Regions from separate parts of the Mus musculus genome. Here region 1 is linked to region 2. Evidence: chromatin loops called from intact Hi-C (ENCODE). Cell type or tissue: heart. All regions are shown on one strand. Each heading gives the region's core, and the rest is flanking DNA. Links, peaks and the distances in the headings are about the cores only.

Region 1 (5,912 bases), core at 505-5,504, 62 kb before region 2:
GCCACATATACATTCAAACCAGAGTGATTTTAGAACAGCATTCATCGCAGACATAGAACATTGAGCAGATGTGTGAGTCACGTTCGTTGACTTGCTGCTTAGTTGGCAATCCTGAAGATGAGCTATCAGTCCCATTATACATCGACAGCACTGAATTCTTCCCTAATTCTGAAAAGGCTGAAAAGTTTACACGAACCCTTGTAAAGAATGATCTACTGGAGCTCTTAATGTCCATTACCTTGTTATCAAAGATATATTCACCTGTTTGGTCAGTTAATGGAGAATATGGCTATAGCATATGATTAATCTGAAAATTAACACCAGAAATTTTATTTTTGTTTTTTATCTTAAGCATCAATGCATTTTTTAAAACACAGCATTTATAGCTAATTTCAGTATCAAAACTCCTCTTCAGGACTCTGAGCCAACTCCTGCCATCATATCCCATATCCATTAGAAGAGAATAAAATTAATTATAGTTAATTTAAAAGGGGCAAATGGACAAAACAAGGACTTGAAGATGAAAGACAGAGACAGGGCAGCATCTGTAGAGAATTCCTAAGGATCGTCACTAGGTAACAGCCAGCCCTTACCTCTGCCCAGGTTGACCTCCGGTTTCCTCATGGGTGTCACCCCGTCATCTGTGGGGCTAAGTCCAGGAGCAGTGTTAGAGCAGCAGTGACCAGGTTCCTGGGCTCCACCTGTTATCTGTCCAACTGATTGGAGAGCACATAAAATATCAAAAAGCATAAGAGAGGCCATAGGAACACCAGCATTTCACATCATTCAAGCAAGTGGGATCAATTTAAATTTAAACAGATTCACATGAAAATGTGACTTGTTTCTAAAAATAGAGATCAAACAGACTCCAAGCTATGATTCTTTTTTTTTTTTTAGAGGAAAACACAGCACACCATAGTCAATCATGAAGGGAGGAGACACATGCAAAGAAATACTTCCATTAAAATAAGACAACAGCCAATGTAGTGATAGTTGCCAAGTGCACATGCCATGATGTGAGTGGAGAAGCAGCTGAGTTGCCTTTTGCTTTTTAGAAATGTGTGTTCTCTATTTGATGACACCAATCATTACTGCTCCTTTAGACGGCTAACCCTACTCCTGCTGACCGCACCCGGAGCATTTCATCCATTAGTAGATTTAATGATTTGACCCCAGTGCTCACCCAATATGAACAGAAGCCATAAGAGGCTGCCACGGAATTCCTATCAGTGTGACAGTACACACTCCTACACGCATTTCTATTCTATGATGCTTATTATTACCATAGACCTCCAAGGCACAGAGGTCCAGGTTCAAATTCCATGCTGTTTCTTTGGCTTACCTATCTGTCAAAAGAGATATGGAATCAAAGGTATCAGAGGGATTAAATGAAGTACTGTATACAGAGCATGCTGGGCTTCCCTGTGCTAACAAGTGCTTCTGTGGACTTGATAGCAGTATCTACTGCTGCAGGACAGGGTCAATAGTAAGCATTTTGCATATTTTGTCACCCACACCCAAGCCAGCATTGTTTACCAAATGTAAAGTCAATTACATTTGGTTTTACTGTCTGACAATTCTGTCTTCCTTACTGCTGGCCATCTGAAGGCCTGTGCCTCTAACATCCTAACACCCATAACGATACATCACCTTGTGGTTAACTCAGTCAATAATATGAGACTGAGATCTGCTTTCTGGATCAATCTCCAGTCTGGCCCTCTACTTCTGTGCCTGCCCCCCCTTTCTTTCTTCCTCTTCCCTACCCTCTAACATCATGATCCAAGGACTATGCTTTGAAGGAAAAAAAAAGAGCTATTATACCATCTCTAACTCTTGACTAGTTTAAGATAAGTTTCTGAGAGGTAGCTAATGGTTTGGGAAGAAATACTGTGGTATCTATGGTGGATCTCAGTGGGTGAAATGATGAATTGATTATTGATCTTAATACAAATGTGGAAACAAAAAGAGGAATGTCATATAGCTCAGATATATTGTTTACATTTTTCTTTCAGCCTTAGGTTTCTTCATACATCCAATACACAAGCTGAAATATTTACATACCACACTACAGTTTGGAGACCTCTTTCACTTGTGACAACCCCATTAGAGTTGGATGTGTTTCTAAGTCAGCTTTAGGGCATTAACAAATGGAGGATACATAACGCACATATCATTTTTCTAATATGATGCCATCGTAATATGGTGTACTTAAGGCTTAAGTAAGCAGTGGTGTGGGGATTTGCGTAACAGTTCAGTTGACTCAGTGAGGGCCATCACCATGATGCTAAGGCACAGGATGGAGGTTGACTCAGCAACTGCTGAACAAGGCTGAATTTTTGCAGTAGCAGCAGACATCTGGGTCTATCTTAAGTACCAAAATCTGCTAGGAAATGAGGGTTTGGTTTTTTGGGTTGTTTGTTTGTTTGTTTGTTTGTTTGTTTGTTTTTACCAGAAAAAAAAAGCCAAACTCCAATGGACAAATACTACATGTTCTCTGTCACATTCAAGCTCTAGATGCAAACTCACTTTTGTTTGTAGATAAGAAAGTGGGTGGTGGCTTGGATTGGAAGTAAGAGGTCTTGGGGGATAGAAAAGGCAGAAAAGATCCTGTCATGGGAGAGGCATGATGTAGGAGAGGTGTTTGTGAGGGAGGAGGGGAACCAAGAAGAAGGGAGTGAGGAGGAGGGGACAGGTTATAGTTGAACCAGAAAAAAAGTGCATTATATGTGTAATTAAATCATTAAAATGTTATGTTAACTAAAAATGTTGAAGAAGTATGGCTAATAACAATATAATTAGTAGTAATGATAACAATAATAAGAAACAATAGTTAAATAGCAACCACTGAAACAAAAACTAGTCTAAGAAGCTATGCATTCATCTCACCACTATGACTCACTCCAAGTCAACAGCGAGGCTGTCTTCTAGTGAGTCAGGGCTGAAGTTACCATCTGGCTGGTATGCTGACCTCCCCAGAGGGGAGCTCCAGCCCTGGTCAGGCCCTCACTCCCCTTCCTGCCATTGTGAAGGAGAGTGTCGTTTCCCTAAGCTGTAGCATCACTGCAAGCTGACATCTGGGAAGAGTTCTTACAGTTTCTGGGTGTTCCCTTCCCCTTTCTTGTGAGAAATGACCTCCAGGGAGATCCTTGTGTTTTCCTCGAGTGCTCTTGTCTAACAAATCCTGTGGATGGTGCAAAATCTGGATAGAGAAGATGCCTGTGGCTCAAGAGAATACTTGAAACTTTCAAAGTACAGTCTTTTACATTCAGTTCTTCCTGATTTCAAACACAATGGAGAGAGGGAAACACTAGGCACAAGAGCTCATATCACTGATTGCACTGGTATTCTCCAGATTTTTCTGCTTTTTCTTAGATGTTTCCAATTCCCCCCTTATCCTCTGCTAGAGAAACAAAATAAACTGTCCCCACCTTAAAGCCTACTGAGACTACTGAGATGCTCAACAGCAGATGAAAATGATGCCAATGGTTTGATCTAAAACCCTTAAATCATCAAAAATTCATGGAAATAGAGTGAAGACATATTGAAGTCCAGTTTCAGCCCACAGTCACCTTGGAGAGTATCTTTGTGTCTTGATCATTCTTTATAGATAATCATTTATCGTCTCAAAAGCTCACCACGACAAAACTCACACCTCACATCATGTGCCTCCACGGTGGACGTGTTCTGGCGTTACCTTTGACATTGAAGTATGGCCCACAGAACCCAGAATTAATTACAAACTCGAGGCCACAGCTGTTCAAGGGCAAATTCTATCCCCCTACTATGGTGAGCGTCATTCTTCTTAAACTTTCTGATCATGTCATCTGTCCACTCTTAAATTTCCAGTGAACATATTTCCCATGGCAGAATGAGTACTGCACAGTGTTCTGTAAGTCTGCCTCTCTGACCTCACTTCTGTCTGTGTCCCTCTTCCCCTGTCCATCCCCCTCTCCCCTCCCCTTTCACTCAAATCCATTACACCAGCTTCCTCTCCAAACGTGTGCCAGCAGCACCTCTCCAGCCCAGGCAGCCTCTTAGCTGACCTTTAGATCTTCTGCAGGTGATAGAGTTGCTGCCCTCTGCCCTGCATCATGCCATCTACCCTGCATCATGACCTCTGCCCTGCATCATAACCTCTGCCCTGTATCATGACCTCTGCCCTGCATCATGACCTCTGCCCTGCATCATGACCTCTGCTCAAATGTTCTATCTGCAGAGAGGCCAGCCCTCAAAGGCATCCCCTAGATAATCAGGTCTATGCCCCCTGATAACCCACCATGCTTACTTTCCATTTGGTAAACATATTTCCTCCCTGATTTCAACCTTTGTATAGTCATGGGCTTCATGATATTCACACCAGGAACAGTGTTTGGCAGAAAGCATATGCTTGGTGCACAGTGGCAGAGGGATTTACTGGAACAGACCCTGAATGCTTCCACAGTCGTTCAGACTTTATACTTAGACCTCAGCTCAGGAGGTTTGTTTTTCCATTCAGGCCTGTTGTGTCCTGTACACATAATTACAAACCAAATCTTACCTTAGTTATTTTTAATCTACACATAAAAATACAAATAAAGCTGCAGATATTGATGGAGCACAAACTCAAGTCCCTAGGTTCAGTTCCCAGCAACAAAAACACACACACACACACACACACACACACACAGAACATACTTCTGTAAGCCTTTTATATTTTATATTGTAGCTAACAGAAAACTATTCTTCCATTACTTTATGTTCACACTCTGTAAATATATCTCTGTAAATTTTCTAGGATCATGAATGTTTTGATAGCCACAGCTACACACATGAGAACGACGGGAAGTTGTGCAGAATAAGCTTTGACTCTCACCCTGCCCGCCTCCCTGTGATAGTTAAACTTTGAGCCAATTGTTTATAAGTGAGAAAAAATGTTTATAATGACCCATGAAAAATCTGCAACTTTTTATCCAGGAATTTCATATAACCTATCCTAAGGAAACATTTGTGAATTTGAAATAAATTGGGTAATCAAACATTAAAGTAATGTTAATCATAGTCAATATTTAAAATCTATAATAATGAAATGGAACATATATAAGCATTCAACAGTAGGGAAGTGGTTAGCTTCTGAGGAAACCCCAGAATGCCTACTCAAGGCCACGGAGGACTGATTGTGGTCACACATTGAAACATAAGGTAGGTCATGCTTTATAAGTACTTTCTAAATTTATAAAGTATGACAATTAACTATAAAATGTCAGTTTGAAAATTTAAAAACTGACAGAACATTGAAAGAAATTTTGCATTTAAAATGCATGAAAAATATGTAAACTTTATTTGTAGATGTTATTCCATGTGTATTATACAAAAATTAATGAAAAGCAAACATTAAAATTAAACTTAGCTCATGCTTTAAAGCTTAACAAAGATAAAAGCTTATCCCTTGCCATCTAGTGACAAGCCTATATTAATAAAAAGATAACAAAACATTTGTGAAATTAGAGATATCAAGTAAAAATATTTGCTACTATATTGAGAAAATAATAAACAAATATACTTATCATTTCTAAAACATGAGAAATAACATCTACTGATATGCTCAACATCAGTTACTTTCTTCATCAGCATATTACAATCCATTTTATAGAACCTTATTTTTCAAAACTTATCTACTTAAATAAATACAGGTAAAAACTTATGCTTCAAATATTTCAAATAACTTGGCCCTTTCTGTCATATATTTTGATACGTGGTATTTATAGGATGAGTTATTTACTCTAAGTTCTACTTTTGGCTGCCTATTGCCCATGTCAAGTAATTCATGCATGCTTAATTTATTTCGAATATTTGGAACATGGAGTAGTTTTGCCTTCTTAAAAAGCCATGTCCTTATCTTCCAAGTCTATGAGTATCACTTGGCATTGCAAACA
Region 2 (5,912 bases), core at 560-5,559:
CAGGTACAACAGTCAGCTGAGAGGCTATGTATTTCAGGTCTTAGAGTGAGAGGCAGGGGACCCTCTTGGTTTGGGTTATACAAAAGAGAAAACCAGAAATGAGCGCTTAAAATGTGGGTGAAAAGTCAGAGAGTCTTAGCAGTGGGGGTGACAAGGAAGCAACAGCTGCTTCAGCGTTCCTCTGCTTCTCCTGTGAACCCTCACACCTCACACTTCTCTCCTGCCAGCAGGAAGCACTTTGGAGGGCATCCTCCATCTGCCAGGGGGCTGGGAACTGCTGACACTCAAGTGCGTCCTCAGAAAGCATGCCCTGGTGTGCCCTGGCTTCTATGTGACCCTCCCTCCACATCAGGAAGCCCCACGTTACATCTCTGATTCCACAATGTAGGATTCCTCACTAGCCCTCGTCCCCCTCTGGCTCTGAAGACCAAGTGCACCCCTTGATTCTAAACATTCCTCCTGATGTTGTCTGCTGGGATCTTAAACTGTAAATGTCCTGAAGAAATAAAGATACCATTTTCTGTGGGGGTTTTTTTTTTTCATATTGACAGAAAGTCCTAACTTATGCCCTAACATTTTTGACTTCTCAACTTACTCACATTCGTCTAGACAGCTTCATTAAACCAGTGTCTAGTACCAAAACTTTAATGTATGGAATATCTTAGATTTTTAGGACATTTTAAGAATTAAAGGAAGCCAGATGTAGTGACACACATATCTAAGATCCCAATATTCCTCTCGAGACACAGAAGCAGGAGGATTTCAGTTGGAGAACAGCCTGATCTATTTAATAAGACTCTCTCACCTTAGGACAAACTGAATTCTTGGCTATATACTGTACCTTAATACATGCTTGTGCTCAGTCTACAATTCATGCTTGAAAACTGGAAACTACTTATGCTCTTTAAACCTAATTTTATCATGTACCTTAAAAAGTATGCACATACTTACATGTATGTACATGCAGGCATATATACATATATACATATACATATGAACACACATATATGGGTTGGGTGTGTAGCATATGTATGTATACATCAAGCCTTACCACAGTCCTGTCCTTTAAAAAAAATGCATAAAATGCAGCAAGGATTTGAACACTTGAACAGCTGCTTCTTAGCTTCTTCTGACACTACAGTAAGGACTCATAGACTGGAGAGAATGTTAACAGGAATTTTATTTAGCTGTTTGCAAGACCTTAATTATGGGGAGATTAAATTGGTGACCTTTTCCTGTCTCTCTTCTCCTTAACAACCCATCTCAGAAAAGCTCCATGCTGCCAAATGGTCAGGAAAGTTTAATTTTGCCCACAAAAAAAGAGTGAAAATCTGTTACAAAGCCCAGAAGCCAAGGTGCCACATGAAGGCTACAGACAGGAACAACTGCAGAAACCATTCTTTCCCTGGGTTTATGTAAAAAGACAACCCAAGAGTCTCACCGAGGCACACACAAAACCCGCCCCGGATAATGCTTTGAAGCCATCTTTTAAACAAACTGTCTTGGTGTCCTACAGTTCATCAAAGGTTTCCTGTCTCTGAAAGATCAGCCTCATATCCCTTCCCCTTTCTGAATCTCAGAATCTCTTTTCAGCTCTTCATTTCCAAAAAGGTGAGCAGGTGTCTCTTAGTCCTAACAATCCAGATTGCACAGCTCACAGGTTCTTACGATAAATCATTACAGGAAGCTCACATACAGTCTTCTGTCTGTCTTGCAGGTCCACGTTTAAAAAAATAAAAACCAACACTTTTGTAATAGAGAGGAGGGTTGAGACCCCTGATTAAATAAAGTGAAGTTAAAAAGTTGTGGAGGCAAGAGCTTCAGTCTCACTATTGATGAACAAAGCAGCCCTTCTTCTAATTCAGGCTTCATACCTTGCTAAATATTCAGGTTCTAATACCAATGGCCAGTCACCTTTAGTACCACCCAATTATAATCTTCCTCTGTTTTCTCAGCTTCTGCCAGAGGAGTATGTGTGCAGGATGCTCCCCAGTCCCACTGAGGCTGGAGGGGTATGTGTGCTATGTGTGCAGGATGCTAGATGGCCCACCCTCAGTCTGAATGAGGCTTTAGGAGAGCAAGCTGGACATTTTTATACTCATCCATTTGCTATCCATTCCTATTTAGGGAAAAATGTATGTCCCTGGTTGGGATTTTGCCTGTAAAAGGAGTCCTTCCACAACCACTCTCCAGTGTCACATAGCCAGTTGTGATAACTTGGCAGACACACCATACCCTCCAGGCTCACCCAGCATTCATGATTGCATTTTCAGACAATGACTGAATATGTTTGTATTTGGCCTAGAAATGCAGACTAATTAATTAATTGAGAAGAAGTTGTATCTAGTGAATGATGTACACACCTAGCTCAATGGTCAACTTTTCAATAGATAATTTAAAATGTCAGCCTCGTTCTGCTCAGCAAGACTCGGTTTCTAGAGAAAGGATCCCAGTCTGTACAACCAAGACTGTGGTCTTACTCTTTATGTGTGTTTGGCGTGGGCCCATAGCCCTCCGTTGTTTCTAATGAGCCTTTGCTTCTATTGAGCACATGTGGCCCAACACAAAATTATACGTGTGTGTGTGTGTGTGTGTGTGTGTGTGTGTGTGTAAAATTCCGTTTTGTAGTTCCGAAGAGTGACATCCGTACATGACAACACAAGGTCTCAACATCAGCCCAGCTATAAGAGATCAACTGACCAGGCCACAAACAGAGGTTAGCAGAGCTTTGTTTCATCCACTTTCACCGTACATTTTCAGATTTTGTTTTCGGCAATGGGTGAGAAAAGGGTACGTGACCTGGGTGTGGTGACCAGACTACTTCCTTCCCTTTGTCTGTATCAGTTGTCATAGCTGACCTTCAGTGTCACTGTTGCTGACCTGTGATCTCTCTTGCTCACTGTCCATCACTGACCCCATTTGAATCACTCCATTAAAAGGTCATGCCATTCACCTAAACCTACCAATCACTGATCACTGTCCAGACCAGTCTAGCTTTCTGTCTTTCTTTTTTTTAAATGATGGGTAACCCCAGGTTCCTGGTGCAGAAGGTCTGCTCTCTGAATTCAGGGACTGGAAGAGTGCCCGAGAGGAAACAAAGCATGCTGTGTTTGTGTTTGTGCTGGATTGCTTCCCAGCTTCCACGCACAGCCGCTTCCTTCAGAGCCTGGTGCTGAGTCACTGTGAGCCCTGCTTTCCCAGATGCGGCTTTTCAGCACATATCCCGGAACCCTCACCACCCACCAGGCAGGATGTATAAACAGGGATCTATAGAAACGAAACTCAGCAGTTCCGAACAGTTCCTCCATCTGGCCCCAAACAGTATGTCCCATAGAAATCTGAAGCAAAGCAGAGGCACAATCACCGTCATTAGTCACCAACATTTATTGAGATTGCTGATATTTTTAGATCATTCTGTAAGGGAGGGTGCAGAGACGCTACTGTATTCAAAAGTCCCAAGCCAGCCAGAGATGTGCACGTACAGACCTTATGTGCCTATGTGAACTCACGTTTGATCTCTACCAATACCATAGTCTAGTTCACCCAACAACACTGTCCAGTCCAGTGTCTTTGTGGCTCAGTCCTTATAGGTGCTTGCACACAAGCTTGGCGACCAAGATCTCATGCATGCCTGCATGTTCAAACGCATTAATTAATTAAAATTGCGTTAAGGGTTCTGAGAGATGAGCAACAAGTAACACGCCAGCTCTTCCCAATTCTAAAATGGGAACCTCCCAAACAAGGTGACAGTCAGGGCCGGGAGCTCCTTCTGAAGGCAATGATCCCTGCTGGAGCCCAAGGAGGAGTTCATTTCTCCAGCCTACAGCAGTCTTTCCCCAACCCACTCCCCACCCGCAGCCCCCTCACCCTGTATCCCTTTGGGAGAGGTTGGGGTAGATAACTGTTAAGACTCCTGATGCTGCTTGGTCCACCTCCCCCAATATCGGCTCTGTCACTGGAGCAGGTAACCTGACTTCCTCTGCCTCTGTTCTTCCACTTTCACAAACACTGCCCTAGACACAGGTCCATCAAGTGCTCTGCCAGTGCTCTGTGTTGTTCCACAACAAAGATTATTTGACCTCCAGTTTCAAATAAAGCATTTCCTCAGTTCCATGTGAGGCTACATTAGAACGGCTTTAACATATGTAAGGTTCCAGCGCTCCTAATCTAAGTACATGTTCACTAACAAGATGCAAACCTTTTCCCAACCAACTCTCTCATGCCCTTCAGTGCCATATTGGCTTTTCTTCTGTACCTGTTCATATTGAAATCAACCGGGTGGGAATCTAGGATCATTAGGAAAACAAATCTCTGGTCATGTCTGAAAGAGAGCTTCTAGATTATGTTCATTCAAGTGAGAAATCCTGTTTTAAATCTGAGTGGCACTGTCCCATGAGATGACGGAGGCGTGGGCTTATATAAAGTAGGAAGCAAGTTGAGCACCTGCTTTCACCTCTCTGCTTCCAGATGTGGGTGCAAAGTGACCACCATCTACCAGAGTGGACTGTACGCTCAACTGTGACTCAAAGTAGCCCTGACCTTCACAGGGCTTTTGCCAAATGTTCTGTCACAACACTTGAGACCAATAAGGAATGGACACACCTAGCATGCACCTCAATATGCTGTGAACTCTGCCTGCTATGCAGCTCCAACCCCAACACACCTATAGGAGCTTAGGACAACTTCACCCTGTTTTCTGTGCCGATTTTAGCACACTTTGGCTGTTACTGCAGGCTACCACAGTGTTTCAGCAGTACTGATTTGTAGTAGAGTTAAAGCTTCCTCTTCCTTACTGAACTGGGGCATCACAGCATGTTATGTCTCAGCCCATTGCATGATCTCCACCCTCCAGACTCCAGGAGTATAACCACCACAGCTGATGGATGAGACCACCATGGAAATACATAATGAGGAATTACAAACAGTAACTCCCTTGACTCCCACAACTTTTGGGAAGTAAAGTAACAAGGACAGTATGCTGGACACTGAGCTGCCTGGTACTGAGGGATGGAGGGAGAAGAGAAGACCAAGGCTCTCAGTTAGTACAGGAGCATCAGGAGAAAAGCAGAAGACAGAAAAGTCATTGTGAGAGGGAACAATTAAGATGAAAGAAGGATGTGAGACAGGCCCAGCTAAAGACAGATGGAGAAGAGGAACAGAAATGCAAACAGGAAACTTAAAACAAACCCATAGGGGAGAGCCAACCCCTGACACTATTAAAGATACTCTGCTTTGCTTGCAGACAGGAACCTAGCACAATTGTCCTCTGAGAGGCTCTACCCAGTAGGTGATGGAAACAGATGCAGAGACCCATAGCCAAACATCAGGCAAAGCATGGGAAGTCTTGTGGAAGAGTGGGGGATAGGATTGAGAGATCCAGAGGGGCCAAGGACACTGTAAAAAGACCTACAGAGGCAACTAACCTGAGTCCATTGGGGCTCACAGAGACTACACTGCCAACCAAAGAGCGTGCAGGGGCTAGACCTAAGCCCACTACACATTTGTAGCAGATGTGCAGCTTGGTCTTCATGTGGGTCCCTGACAATTGAAACAGGAGCTGTCTCTGACTGTTGCCTGTCTTTGAATTCCTTTCCCCTAGCTGGGCTGCCTTGTCTGGCCTCAGTGGGCAAGGGTGAACCTAGTCCTGCTGTGGCTTGAAGTACCAGGGCAGTTACCTATGGGGTGTTCTCCTTCTTTGAGGAAAAGAGGTTGGGTTAATGGGGGTGTTTGTGAGGGTAGGACTGGGAGGAGAGGAGTATGTAAAGAGATGCAATCAGGATGTAAAGAGAGTGAATAAGTAAACAAATTAATGAAAAAAGAAACGGTTGAAGAATGTCTACTGAGAGAACACAAACAAGTTTTAAAATTCCAATCATCACCCTGATCCCAGAAGCACAGATCTCACTTGAGAA

The links. Hi-C counts contacts between places; a loop is a spot of excess contacts. Peaks named below come from ENCODE experiments on the same cell type or tissue, not always from the same donor. Only the 100,000 strongest peaks of a DNase experiment are listed, where the experiment ranks them.
Region 1: a loop joins it to region 2, with 2.2 times the contacts of the local background. A loop is called at or near these places in 4 of 42 quality-filtered maps.

The regions. Positions count from the first base shown.
Region 1 is chr3:154,751,762-154,757,673 of GRCm38, reverse strand. It overlaps a transcript of Erich3 not described here. Among named protein-coding and RNA genes, the nearest start is that of Gm20389, 43 kb to the right of the region's middle. In heart, for the core only: no CTCF peak of the experiment used is centred there; a DNase peak (open chromatin) is centred at 3,053.
Region 2 is chr3:154,689,683-154,695,594 of GRCm38, reverse strand. It overlaps a transcript of Erich3 not described here. Among named protein-coding and RNA genes, the nearest start is that of Erich3, 18 kb to the left of the region's middle. In heart, for the core only: no CTCF peak of the experiment used is centred there; a DNase peak (open chromatin) is centred at 3,144; H3K27ac peaks cover 525 bases; H3K27me3 peaks cover 175 bases.